2 separate regions of the Homo sapiens genome follow, and region 2 is linked to region 1. Evidence: chromatin contacts called from ENCODE Hi-C or POLR2A ChIA-PET data. All regions are on one chromosome and are shown on one strand. The core of a region is the stretch at or near the end of the contact, and the rest is flanking DNA. Distances in the headings are between cores, read along the strand shown.

Region 1 (7,215 bases), core at 3,369-5,868:
CCAGTTCTGTCCCAGGCTAGAGTACGGTGGTGTGATCATAGCTCACTATAGCCTTGAACTCTTGGGATCCAGCGATCTTCCCATCTCAGCCTCCCCAGTAGCTGGGACTACAGGTGCATGCACTACCACACCCAGCTAATGTAGTATCATTTTGGTCATATATCCATGAATCTATTTCTGGACTCTCCCTTCTGTTCCATTAGACAATTTGCTATCCTTATGCCAATGCCCTCCTGTCTTAATGCTAAGTCTTGATATCTGATAGAATAAGTTTTCTCATCTTGTTCTTCAAGAGTGTTTTGGCTATTTCTGTTTTATTTCTCTTCTACATAATTTTAGAATTGGCTTGTTAATTTCCATATTTAAAAAAGCTGCTTGGATTTTGAATTGAAATTTCACTGGATATATAGATCAATTTAGGAAGACCTAACAGCTTTACAATTTTGAATCTTCCAGTCCTTGAACATGGTACATCCCTCTATTTATTTAGATCTTTATATCCTTTCACTAATGTTTCTCTGTGAAGGTTTTTATGATAATTTCTTAACTTAGGTTTCCTACATAGTTACATGTGGGGCAGGTTTGAAGTTTCAGTTTGATAAGATGATATATTTTCTTCTAAGAGTGGTCTCAGGTTATGGCAAACTTATTCATAGCTATCCTGGGCTGGTAGCCTGTATGTGTTTGATTCCTTTTTCTTTTCCTGTTTTTTTTTTTTTTTTTTTGGTTGTTGTTGTTGTTGTTTTTGAGACGGAGTTTCACTCTTGTTGCCCAGGCTGGAGTGCAATGGCACAATCTTGGCTCACGGCAACCTCTGCCTCCCAGTTCAAGCGAGTCTCCTGCCTCAGCCTCCTGAGGAGCTGGGATTACAGACACCTGCCACCAGGCCCAGCTAATTTTTTGTATTTTTAGTAGAGACAGAGTTTCACTATGTTGGCCAGGCTGGTCTCGAACTCCTGACCTCAGATGATCCACCCGCCTCGGCCTCCCAAAGTGCTGGGATTACAGGCATGAGCCACCGCATCTGGCCCTGATTCCTTTATCACTGATAGCCATTTTAAGCTCCCAGCTTCTTGCAGAAGCTGTTCATAGTGCTTACCTCTAAAATGAGACTGAAGCAAAGGGTAGGTGGAAAAGGGAGCCCTCCATAGAGTCTTTTATAGTTATTTGTATAGTTGGATTTGTTATTTGATGACAATTAATACAACTTAAATTACCTGTAAAATTTAATAGGCAACCATTTCCCCTCCCCCAGCTCCCAAACTTTGGCAACCTTCTCGGTCTTCTCCAACCTTCTCGGTCTTCTCCTTTCTTCACCGGCTCATCACCTGTGCTCCAGCACCTAGCTTTCTTTGATTTGTCTTTGTTCCTTGAGAGTGCCATTCTTCTTTTCACCTGAGGGCCTTTGCATTTCTTGTTCTTTGTTTTTTTTTTTTTTTTATTGATCATTCTTGGGTGTTTCTCGCAGAGGGGGATTTGGCAGGGTCACAGGACAATAGTGGAGGGAAGGTCAGCAGATAAACAAGTGAACAAAGGTCTCTGGTTTTCCTAGGCAGAGGACCCTGCGGCCTTCCGCAATGTTTGTGTCCCTGCGTACTTGAGATTAGGGAGTGGTGATGACTCTTAAGGAGCATGCTGCCTTCAAGCATCTGTTTAACAAAGCACATCTTGCACCGCCCTTAATCCATTCAACCCTGAGTGGATACAGCACATGTTTCAGAGAGCACAGGGTTGGGGGTAAGGTCACCGATCAACAGGATCCCAAGGCAGAAGAATTTTTCTTAGTACAGAACAAAATGAAAAGTCTCCCATGTCTACCTCTTTCTACACCGACACGGCAACCATCCGATTTCTCAATCTTTTCCCCACCTTTCCCCCCTTTCTATTCTACAAAACCGCCATTGTCACCAACAGCTCATTGACAATGGCATTTCTTGTTCTTTAGGTCTGTAATGTTCTTCACAATTTTGCCTAGTTAGCTTTAACTCATCCTTCCGTGGCTCTCCATTTCTACAGCACATCCTCAGAGCAGCCTTCCATGAATTTCAGACAGGGTCATATCCCCTGGTATGTGCTCTTCTAATATCTTATATTTCTCTCTTGCACCATTTACCACACTTTTAATTAAATAATTAATTTTGAAAGTAGTTGTATAATTCCAGATGTGAGCTTCATGTTTGGTCAGGCAGTATGACTGTCTCATTTGCTGATTAATTCCAGGACCTAGCAGAGTACCTCATACATCATAGGCCTTTGAGAAACACTTATTGAAGGAATCAACAAGTAAGGGGATAATATTTTTTAAAGTATACGTCATGCATTTATTACCAACAACCCCCTCAACTCCAAAATCGGGCACAAGGATTGAAAATAAAAAATTCATTGCACTGCTTAGTAAAGCATTACTAGTAACTTTCATTAAAAATGGACAAACTTTGTTAAAAATTTATGAAGCCTTCAGATGATTTGGTTACAGATATTTGTAATATGTGCATTTAAAACTATATGTTAACTGATATAATGGAATATGATTTGAGGAAATGACTCAGCAAATGATTCTACAGACATCCTTGTGAGCATTCATAATCTGAAACAAACAGCAAAATGAGGTCACCAAATGTACCAACAGGGGGAAAATACTTTCTAATGAAGGCCTAAAGATATCTGTGAAAACTATTCTCTGAAGCGAGTTGGGAGATCTCATTCAAAATTATTGCAAGAGGGTCAAATGTAAGAATCTTGGGAAATCACATTTCAGAGAATATATAAAAATCTAAATAGGCTTTCACATTTTCCAGATTTTGCTCAATCAAAATTCAGGACAGAAAGTCCTAATATGAAATCTTGGGTACCCCCATCTGCTCCTAATGAATAAGAAGTATGTTAAAGACCAAAATTATTGGCATAATAATCCATTACATATACATCACATGTAGTGTAATCTTTATTTTTCTTATGAAAAAATCATGTTTAAAAATGGCAAAAAAGTACACATAGGCTGTTTTATATAGCTGTAAAAATTTATATCTGAACAGATCTAACATGATTCTGCTATACTCAGAATTCATTTTATGAGAACATGCAAGTAAAGTACTTTTTCTAATGTATATAAAGATACCTAATTAACAAGGCACACTGTACTAATGACTAGGAAAAGTAGCTTTTTCTCCCCCACCACCCTAAGAATTCTTGTCATGATTTCCCTTTTGCAGTAAAATTTTGAGAAGCAATTGGCAATTTAGGAGGTAACAGGGTATCTTTTGGTAAAATCTTGAATTGTTGAGCTCTTGGGACTGATCTCTCTTTGGGAGTGTCTTTTCTTTGCATGGGGCTTCTAGAGATGTGTTCAGATTTGCTTATTAAGTGTTTAGTGTGTATTAGATCACACATGAATGTGTCCTGACAAGCTCAGCCTAGCCACAGTGAGCAGCTTTGTGGCTAGCAAAAGAGAAAGAGCAGTTGATTTGTACCCAGCTGCTGTCACCTTGGTGATGTACCAGATAGCAAGCAAGCAGATGTTGGTTTGTTGCCTTTGTCCTCTTTCCTCCTAAAACAGTACTGGCGTTCCCACTTGAACACAGCTGTGAGTTTCTTGTGTGTTGTTATTTGTTTTTTGGTGTGAATTGTCATCTTTGATTTTTTTTTAACCCCCACACTCCCCCAGACAAGTCAAAACCTCCAGGTGAATGAGTTTTTTGGGGAGAATCTTAAGTATAGTTTCTGATTCCCCTAAACCTCTTCATGGAACCTTAGGGATCTTAGGCTCCTGGATTGGGAAATTTGAATTATTTTTCTGTTTCTGTTTTGTGCAGTGCAGGCAATGTGGTTCTGTAGTCCCCTATACTTGGAGTGAGTTCTGAGGATACCATCTGTAAAACGTCTCTTCTAGAATCCCCACTGCCTGAAGTCTGTAAAGGCCCTCTGCCCACGAACAAAGGAGGGACTTAATAACCCACTAAGGATTTTGGTAGGAAAAGGTAATTATTTCCCAAGATGAGGGCTGCCTGGGAGACTCTTCTGCTATCCCCAGGAGTCCCTTCCTCTATGCTGATTTCTAGGCTCCTATCATCCAACATCTTCAACTTCAGATGCAAGCTGGTCTCTTACTGCCTCCCTGGAGTTTTGTTGTTGGACAATTTCCTGTCCATGGATCCTCATGAGATTATGCTGAAATTTCATTCCCAATGTCATCAGGAATGAAACTAACCAAAATTGAACTCTAGAGAATGTGCTTTAATATCTAAGAACGCAGCTAAGTAATTGCTGTGTTCATCAGAGGAGGAAATCATTCACTATAAAATGCTGTAGGACAGACAACTCATTTTTAAGCAAGTTCATAATGGGAATTGCCTAAACAGAATTAAACTTTTATGGATTTTTTTTAAAAGAACCTATTTATTCATCAGACTTAAGAGAAACATTTCATTTCACTTAACTAAAAGGGCAGAAATTTTTGATGTCTCGATTACACAGGAAATGTGTTATGCACATGTTCATTAGAGTTTAATGGATGACTTCAGTTGTAAAAAAAGTTCGGCCATGTTGAGACTCTTGCTCAATGATCCCTGGTAAAATCCCCTTCTTGCTACTCACTCTGTAATCAGATGTTACATCTATCGACCCAATTCTTTTGAATGGTTTCTAAAAAGGAGAGGCCATTAGTTCAAATGTGCCATTTTCGCCTGTCAAAAGGCAATTTGCAAATGAACATTACACTCTAGGAAGCAGAGCTCTTCCATTCTCAGAAAAAAGTGATGATAATTGGAATTTGCATATGTTTCTTTTTTGAGAGACAGACCACAGAGTTTGTTTATGACTATCTTTAGCACCAACGGGAAGCTCATGATGAAATGGAGGGGAAAAGAGTTAAAATGTTTTAAAACTCATGGGAAATATGTTCCAAATGATCCAGGGGCTTTTAAAAGTCCATTTTAAAAACATGAGAATGGTGTAGCGTGGGGTTGTTTTTTCGGTAGCAGGGAAGGGCATCACTTTGCCAACTGCACTTTCTGGCCCTGGGATCAGCTGCTCATTATTTGTCTGAAGAATAACTGGGTGGGACCAAGGCTGCAGTCTTTAGCAGTGGAAAAGGTGATTCTTTGTGAAAAACTTAACTAGTTGGTAGAAAGGTCAAACCAGGAATGCTGACTCCTTAGCAGCCTAACCCTAACCTCAACACTAACTTGGTTTTTAAACAAGGTAGGTTTTTTTTGTTTTGTTTTTGAGACAGAGTCCCCCTCTGTTGCCCATGCTGGAGTGCAGTGACACGAACTTGGCTCACTGCAACCTCCGCCTCCCAGGTTCAAGTGATTCTCCTGCCTTGGCAGGAGTAGCTGGGATTACAGGCACCTGCCACTGCATCCAGCTAATTTTTGTATTTTTAGTAGAGACGGGGTTTTGCCATGTTGGACAGGCCGGTCTTGAACTCCTGGCCTCAAGCAATCCACCCATCTCAGTCTCCCAAAGTGCTAGAATTACAGGCATGAGCCACCTCAACCAGCCTAAACAAGATAGTTTTTATATGAATAATCTTAGATGACAGGTAAGTGTTCACAAGCATGTTTTCAAACATTCATATCAGCCCTTAAGGGGTTTACCAAGCAGTCTTCACTCTCTTACTTCCTCTAAGTCTCACATCTACACTTTAAGTTATCCCCATCAGTCAGAATAGGCCAGGTTATGCTGCTGCAACAAAAAAGCCTACCACCATGTGGTGTTGGTTTAGGGATTGCTGGTGGATGAAAAGAAAACCATTACCTGAGGCAGGAAGAATGTTTTTTTTTTTTTCCCTGTGCCCTGGGGACAGACAATCTTTGAGATGGTGGCTGCTCTGTCTGCTGAGCTCCTAGAGTGAGATGAGCAGCACACTCCAGCTGAACTGTAATGCAAATAAACTTAATTTTATAGCCAGTAAGATTCAGCAGCATAACCTGACTTATTCTGACTACTACAATATTTAGTGTAATTTTACCGATAAACAGACAAATTCTCATAGAGGTTAAATAGCTATCCCAAGACTCTAGGCAAGGGCAGGGAAACCATGTACAGCTTCTCTCTAACACATCAGGCTGACTCTTCCTTTGTGTCTGGCAGAGCCATGAAAGATCCGTTTTTTCCATCAGCTACTGAATTCTCATTCTAATGAAGTCATTCTGATCCCATGTGCCTCTGGGAATGAACGTGGTCTTTTGCAGACAGAAACATAACTTTTATTTGTTTGTTTAGCATTGCAGGTAGGATGACCAACCATCCTGGTTTGCTGAGGGATTTCCCAGGCATGGGAGCATCAGTGGTAAAATAAGGAAAGTCCCAGGAAAATTAGGTTGAGTTGGTCATCCTTATTGCTGAAGTGATTTCTCCTAGTAACACTTAGGAATTATGCAGCCTGGATTCCCACTGCACCTTGTAATTATTTCCATTATAATATTTATCACATTGTGTTTTAAATGACTCAGACTGTTCAGTGTCTATCTGTACACAAAGCCCTGAACTCCTGAGACCAAGAACTATTTCTTTTCCATTTTGTATTTCTAATACCTTGTATGGTGCCTGCCACTTCAAAGGAACACAATAAATATTTATTGAATGGATGAATGAATGTTATTTCTCTGTCGTTTTTCATTTCAAAAACTGGTGTGATGTAATTAGCTTTCTCCTTTGAGGATTGATTCTACCTAGATAATAATTCAGCTATAAAGAAAGCTAGGAATCTTTCTTAGCTGCAGCTACAAGCTTGCATAAAGCTTTCAGTGTGACCCATTGTGTAAAATTATATAAACTCAGCACTGGATTTCAGCATAAACCAATTCCTTTTAGACTGACTGAATAATTGAATCTCCTTGTTTGGCATTTGTTTAAAGAGAGAAGGTCATGGGACAAATGGTGGATATTTGAGGCTATGGAAACATATGTTATAAATTTGGTTTAGCTGTTTCTGGTAACTGGCATTATTGTGACTGAAGACCCAGGATTCCCCAGTCTGCCCTCCACCCTCGGGAATGCATAACTAGATGCTTTTCAAAAACCAGAGGCAGAAAGAAAATCGCCATGGGCACGCCTCACTGATAGACTGCATTCATGCCCAGTTAAGGAAAGCAAGCAGAGGACTGAGAGACTTGCTCCAGAGAGTCAGACCCAGGGCTCATCCAGTTGAATCTTTTCATAACAGGCCTAAGAGGTGTGCTGAGAAAGCTTGGTGGTTCTTGACTCTACTTA
Region 2 (6,460 bases), core at 1,131-3,630, 200 kb after region 1:
AAACATATTTTATTTCTACCCTTGTCCCCATTCACCCTGATTCTCCCTCTAAATTAGTAAGCATTTTTATTAGTTTCTTGCATATTCATCTCATCCTTTTTAAATGCAAATATAAATACCTGTTTATTCTTTTTTTTTTTACACAAAAGCTGCACTCTGTCCTCACCTTTTTTACTCTAAGTATTTTAATAATACATAGAGAACATGCACTTTTTACTGTTTACATCTGCATAGTATTCCTTGTGTACCTGTCCCACAGCGTATCTAACCAGCCTCCATGAATGGGCGTTTAGGTTGTTTGCAGTCTTGTAATTACAAAAAACATTGCAATGAATTTGCTTATGCAGTGGTATCTGTAGGATAAACTCCCAGAAGTGGGATTGCTGGGTCGAAGAGTAAATGCGCTTTACATGGTTATTGCCAAATTGTCCTTCACAGGACTCTCCCACTAGCATTAGATAAGAGTCCCCTCCACTGCCCTGCCAATAGAGTGTGTTGTCACACTGGATTTTTGCCAATCTGATAGGCGAGAAATGGTTTCCTAGAGCAGTTCTGACTTAATAGTTGTTTTTTTTCATGACTGAGGTTGAGAGTATTTTCATATGTTTAAGGGTATATTTCCTTTCTGTGAAAAATATGTGTAGGGGAGTCTATGCCTGAGATGAGTTACAAATATTTTTGCTGGTTTGCCACTTATCTTTTGACTTTGCCTTGGTGTGTTATTATTATTACTACTCTTTTGCCTTCAGAGGGCCTTTGTTTGTTTATGTAGTTAAGCATCATTACTCTCTCATGATCTCTGGATTTTCAGCCATAGTTAGAAAGGCCTTCCCTACACTGATGTTACAAAGGGATTTGCCTGCATTTTATCATATTTTGACAATTCCTTTCCCCCTCATCTTTAAATCTTTGAATTATTTGGAGTTTATTCTGATGAGTATTACGTTAGTTATGGATCTAACTTTGTCCTTTTGCTCCTGACTACCCAATCGCCCCACCATTGTTCTATTTAAAAATCATCATGACTGATTTGGGATGCTGCCTTTGTCATATACCAAATCCCCATAGGCATTTGCTTATAATTCTGACTCTGCATCTTTTCCATTGGTCTATTTGTGAATTCATTTAGCAGTACCACTCTGCTTTAATTATTAAGTCTTTATAGCCTCAATAATATTTGGGGCCTTGTGATATTTCTTTTAGGGAAGAGAGAAAATCCTTTAGTGCTTTCAATGAGAAAGAGAGTGGCCCCTGTCAGTTATCTTGAGTATAAAAGTTTCACATTTTTGCACATCAATATATAGTAGGACTAGGCATTTCTATCACAAATCACCTTGCAAGGGAAGCAGCAGTTGGCCCTTACGTGCTTGGAGCTGGATGATACACGATGCTCCTTTTCACCCCCTAATTTGCCAGGAGGCATGAGGAGCATGTGAGTTTGGGAATGAGAGGGGTGGAGGCCTCCTGTCCTACTTGGATGCTTGAAATGATTCCAGGGAAGGAGCCGCATTGGAGGAGCACTGAGAAACCAATGCTGGGAATGTCTAATTGCTACCAAGTGGCATCTAAATTGAAAGCGTTATGCTTGATGCCTGTCTTGGAGTTCTAAACTTTTTGCTCACTGACTTTAAAAAATGTGCTATGAATTTAGAGCTCTGAACTTGGCTAACAAGCCCCCTAAACCATCTTTTTTCCCCCTAAACTATGTTCTCAAAAAACATAGCCACTGTGTGAGAAGCTCTCTGGATTGTCTTCAAGCAGGACAATTGTACACTCAATGATTTGCACTTCCAATAATGCTATAGAACAATGTTTAATTAAGAGAAAATGTATATGTAGCATGAACTACATCTGTGACTTTCCCTAAGGTGTATACAAACTGAGCTTGCCTTTTCATTCAACTACCATGATAATAACTTATTATGAGCCTGCTGCTGGCTTAACTATTTCCATGAATCCTCAAGCAGCCCTGATGGAGTTGGCTCTGAGGGTTTAATACCTTGCAAACTGCACACAGGAGCATGGCAGAGCTGTGTGTGCGTGCTTGGGTGACTGTGAGCTGAGCAAGGAGGTGGGAGTAGGAGTGGGCAGGAAACCCTCTATTCTTGATACTACAAATCTCTGAGTCATTTTCTTTCTCAGTAGGAGCCTTTGTTATTAATCCCTCGATTCTCTGCGGTTTGTTTTTAGCACACCTCAACCTCTCACAGTGGGAATGTCTCTCTCTTTCTTCCCATCACCTTCTCTTTCTCTTACTTTACAGTAGCAATTGTATCTTCTCTTATTCTCCTTCCAGATTGCTCTGATGTTTGAAGGAAGCTTCCATGGCTGTTCCGGGGTGTGGCAGGCGACCTCACAAAACTTGTTCTACATGTTGGCCAAAGATCTGCTAATTTCCTACTTAGGCAACATTGTACAATCCAGTTCTAACAGTAATAGAATTTTCTCTATAAACTCTTAAAGTGTTTTTAAAATTTATTTTTCTCAATAGAAGTAATATATACATTAAATAAATTTTAAACACTGAAGAAATATGTATTGTAAAAAGTGAAGGTGCCTCGTAATTCTACCTGCAGAGAAAACCACTTTAGTAGTCTAGTGATCCTCAATTTTTTTCAATAGGTATGCCAGCTAGATTCTTCTTCTTCTTTTTCTTTCTTTCTTTCTTTCCTTTCTTTCTTTCTTTCTTTCTTTCTTTCTTTCTTTCTTTCTTTCTTTCTTTCTTTCTTTCTTTCTTTCCTTTCTTTCTTTCTTTCTTTCTTTCTTTCTTTCTTTCTTTCTTTCTTTCTTTCTTTCTTTCTTTCCTTCTTTCTTTCTTTCTTTCTTTCTTTTTGACAATCTGGTTCTCTTGTCCAGGCTGGAGTGCAGTGGCGCTATCTTGGGTCACTGCAGCCTCCACCTCCTGGGTTCAAGCAATTCTCCTGCCTCAGCCTCCTGAGTAGCTGGGATTACAGGCACCCGCCACCATGACTGGCTAATTTTTGTATTTTTAGTAATGACGGAGTTTCACTATGTTGGCCAGGCTGGTCTCGACCTCCTGACCTTAGGTAATCCACCTGCCTTAGCCTCCCAAAGTGCTGGGATTATAGGCATGAGCCACAGCACCAGGTCAGATTATTCTTATTTTTCAAAAATGGGGTCACAGTATACACATGGCTTTTCATTTCGTTTTCTTCACTTTGGAAGCCTATCCAGCCTGTCCATATGTGGCAATTGCTGTTGTAATGATGAGGCAACATATTTTTGCTCCATTTCCATTTATCTCGTCTTTGGTCCCATCGCAAATAAAAAAAGTACACTGAAGTAAAAGTGAGGAGCCTTGGGTTTCTAGCATAGTTTTGCCACTAGCTAGCTGTGTGGCTACAGACAAATTGCTCAACCTCGTTGGTTTCAGTTTTCATTGTAAAGTGTTGGGAATATGATTTTAAAAGCCCCTCCTAGCTCTGTCAGATCAGGCCTATTGGTAATAGTATGTGTTGAGTACCTGCTATGTTCTAGGAACTGTTCTAGGTACTAAGAAAGCAGCAATGAATGTAGGAGAAGAAAACCCCTATCCTCACAGAGCTTTCATTTCAATGTTGAATGTATTCCCCTCTGAATAGCGCCACAAAACATCCGAAAACAAGTGCATCTTCTCCCTCCATTTCTTTACCCCGCAATTATTCTCCAACTCAGCAACTGAACTCTTGCTTCAAACCCTCCCACGAAAGTCCTCTAACAAATGCCAGCAATTAACCTTCTATTCACAACATCCAATGGATTCTTCTAGTCTGCATTTTACTTAAGCTCTAGGTGGAATGTAACACTATTATTTGTTTTCTTCTTAGACTGATTGTCTCTTTCAGCACTGATTTCTCTCAAGAATGACCATTCCTTTCCCTGAATAAATATGTAGTCAACCTTTATTATTTATGGAGTCTGTTTTTGCAAATTTGCCTATGCTAAAATTTATTTGTAACTCCAAAAGTGATCCTGATAGGGTTTTTGAGGTCACTCACAAACATGTGCAGAGGAGCACAAAATTTGAGCTTCCCGATGGGCATGCTCTCAGCTGAGGCTGACCAAGGTGATGCTTTGCTTTCCCGTTTCAGTTCCCATCCTATTAAGAAGTTTCCTTATTGCGGCCTATTCAGTGTGCATTTTCACATATTTGTGCTTTTTGTTGATGACTTTACTGTTTAAAATAGCCCCAGGCCTAGTACTGAAGTGCTGTTTAGTGTTTACAAGCACAAGAAAGCTATACTATGCCTTATGAAGAAAATAAGTGTTAGATAAACTTTGTTCGGGCATGAGTTCAACATTAATAAATTGACAATGTAGATTAAATATGTTATTTTTAAACAGAAACACACATAAAACAAGGTTACCACTGATAAGTTGGTGAAAACATCGTGACCAGAGGCTTGCAGGAACCTAACCCTGTATTTCCCCTAAAAGAAATGGTTCAGCATTTTCTAATTCAGGGTTCACAGTGGCTTCAGAGAATGTAACTGCCATGAATAATGAAAATCAACGTATTTTTAAATCCAACTTCTCTTTCCGTACTGTTCCTTAAATGTTGGCATTCCTTGGGACGCCCTCTTGGTCCCATTGCTCTTCTCATCCTGTGAATTCTCCAAGACTACCCCCTTCTCTCCTAGAAAGGACTCCAGACATGTATATCTAACTGCTGTATATGTGTATTCCATATTCCTGGCCCCAACTAAAAATCCCAAACTAGGAGTTCGAGACCATCCTGGCCAACATGATGAAACCCCATCTCTACTAAAAATACAAAAAATTATCTGGGTGTGGTGGCACGCGCCTGTAATCCCAGCTACTCAGGAGGCTAAGGCAGGAGAATCACTTGAACCCGGGAGGTGGAGGTTGCAGTGAGCCGAGATCGCGCCACTGTACTCCAGCCTGGGCAACAAAACCAAAACTCTGTCTCAAAAAAAAGAAAAAAATCCCAAACTACGCTTACTACCTCATTGATGTGTTCTTCCTTGAAGAGTCCCAATTTAATAAATGGTATCACCCAAGTAGGTAAGCCAGATCATGGAGAATCCTTCTTCACTTCTCTGATTCCTTCCCTACTCCCTCTAGCTCCCAGGTGGTTGACTCTATCTCCTTAACGTCTCTCAGCTCACTCTCTTCCTTTCTGCTCCCATGGCTACTCCTTAGATCTGGCCCCATGGTTGTGGCCTAGGGTGATGAACTGGCTTCTCAAGTCCTCTACCTACAGTCAGTATTGTACCCCCATTTCGACACCTTCAATCCATCTTCCACATTGGGGCCCAAATGAGAGTTCTGTTTAATAGCAGTGTAATAGCTGACATTGACTTCTTGGGTCTGTGTCCCAGGCATCATGCTAGAGACCTGACACATACTATCTGTAATCCTCAGGCTGCAGGTATACACAGTTATACCCATTTTCCATCAAAGGAACTGAGATTCACAGGTGATAAAACCCTAACTGCTAAGTACTAGAACACAGGAGCCTTTATGATTTAGTCTCTGGCCACTTCATTAATTTCATGTGTTGACAAATTTTTTCTTACCTCTCTGTGTATCCTACCCTCTAGCAGTTTAAAGCTACATGTGGTTTTCCCAAACATTTTGTGCTGCTTCACATTTCCATGCCATTCTTTAGCTATGCCCTCTGCTTGTCATGATCTTTCTTGCCTTGTCTATGACAAGGCCTACTCAACTTACTACACTCAGCTTAATAAAACTGGCTTTAATAAAACTTCTAGAGCTTCCCAAGTAGAGCAGGCCACACAGTCTTTTCTGTTCCCACTATACTCTGTAGAAACTTCTATTGCAGTGTCACCTTACCACATTTACTGCTTAAATGCCTTTCTCTATGTAGACTCTTTAGATGTGACACCTTTTCTCTGGGTGGACTCATTTTTGCTTATTACTTCTATGACGGTCAATAAGATCATGATTTCTAACCAATATTATGGCTCAGTTGCCTCTACTCAGCTGCCTATCCTAATATCTGCTTACTGGACCTTTGTACCAGAATGGTCCAAGCCAAATTAATTATTTTTTCTCTAATTTGCACTACTTCTAGATGCACAATGAATGAAACTCCATCTGTCTGCTGTTCAAGCAAGAAAATTTGGAATTGTCAATTTCCCCCCTACTTCTATCTACACATAGTGTCTATCTTTAAATTCTATTTACCCTAGAGCTATCCTAATAATATATTTTGTACCCATCACCTTTCTCTCCACCCCAATTGGCCACATCAGATCACTATCTTCCTGTCAGTGCACCCAGCTCCTAACTTGTTTCTCTACCTCCAATCTTGCTAAAATGATTCTCCTTATTCTCATCAGAGTGCTGCTCATAAGGAACAAATGGGATCTCCCCAGTTCATTCCATCTTAATCCTTTAGTGTCTTGCCATGGTCAGTAGGATAGTGTAAGCTCACAAGCATTACAGAACCCTTCATGCTTTTCTCTCCGGTTTT

Evidence for each region. A loop is a pair of places that touch in the nucleus more often than their neighbours do. ChIA-PET counts read pairs that join two places held with the same protein, here RNA polymerase II (POLR2A). Pooled maps may share reads with other maps.
Region 2: a loop to region 1 is called in a pooled map, with 6 times the contacts of the local background. The contact joins two enhancer-like sites. A Hi-C loop is called at or near these places in 5 of 50 pooled maps. POLR2A ChIA-PET finds 5 or more read pairs at or near these places in 2 of 52 experiments (Panc1 and activated B cell).

What each region holds. Positions count from the first base shown.
Region 1 is chr12:68,479,139-68,486,353 of GRCh38, reverse strand. No RefSeq gene overlaps it. Among named protein-coding and RNA genes, the nearest start is that of LINC02384, 31 kb to the right of the region's middle. Within about 2 kb of position 4,618, at least 7 of the 41 ENCODE cell types and tissues checked have a DNase peak (open chromatin) inside an H3K27ac peak, as active enhancers do.
Region 2 is chr12:68,273,596-68,280,055 of GRCh38, reverse strand. No RefSeq gene overlaps it. Among named protein-coding and RNA genes, the nearest start is that of IL22, 23 kb to the right of the region's middle. Within about 2 kb of position 2,380, at least 2 of the 41 ENCODE cell types and tissues checked have a DNase peak (open chromatin) inside an H3K27ac peak, as active enhancers do.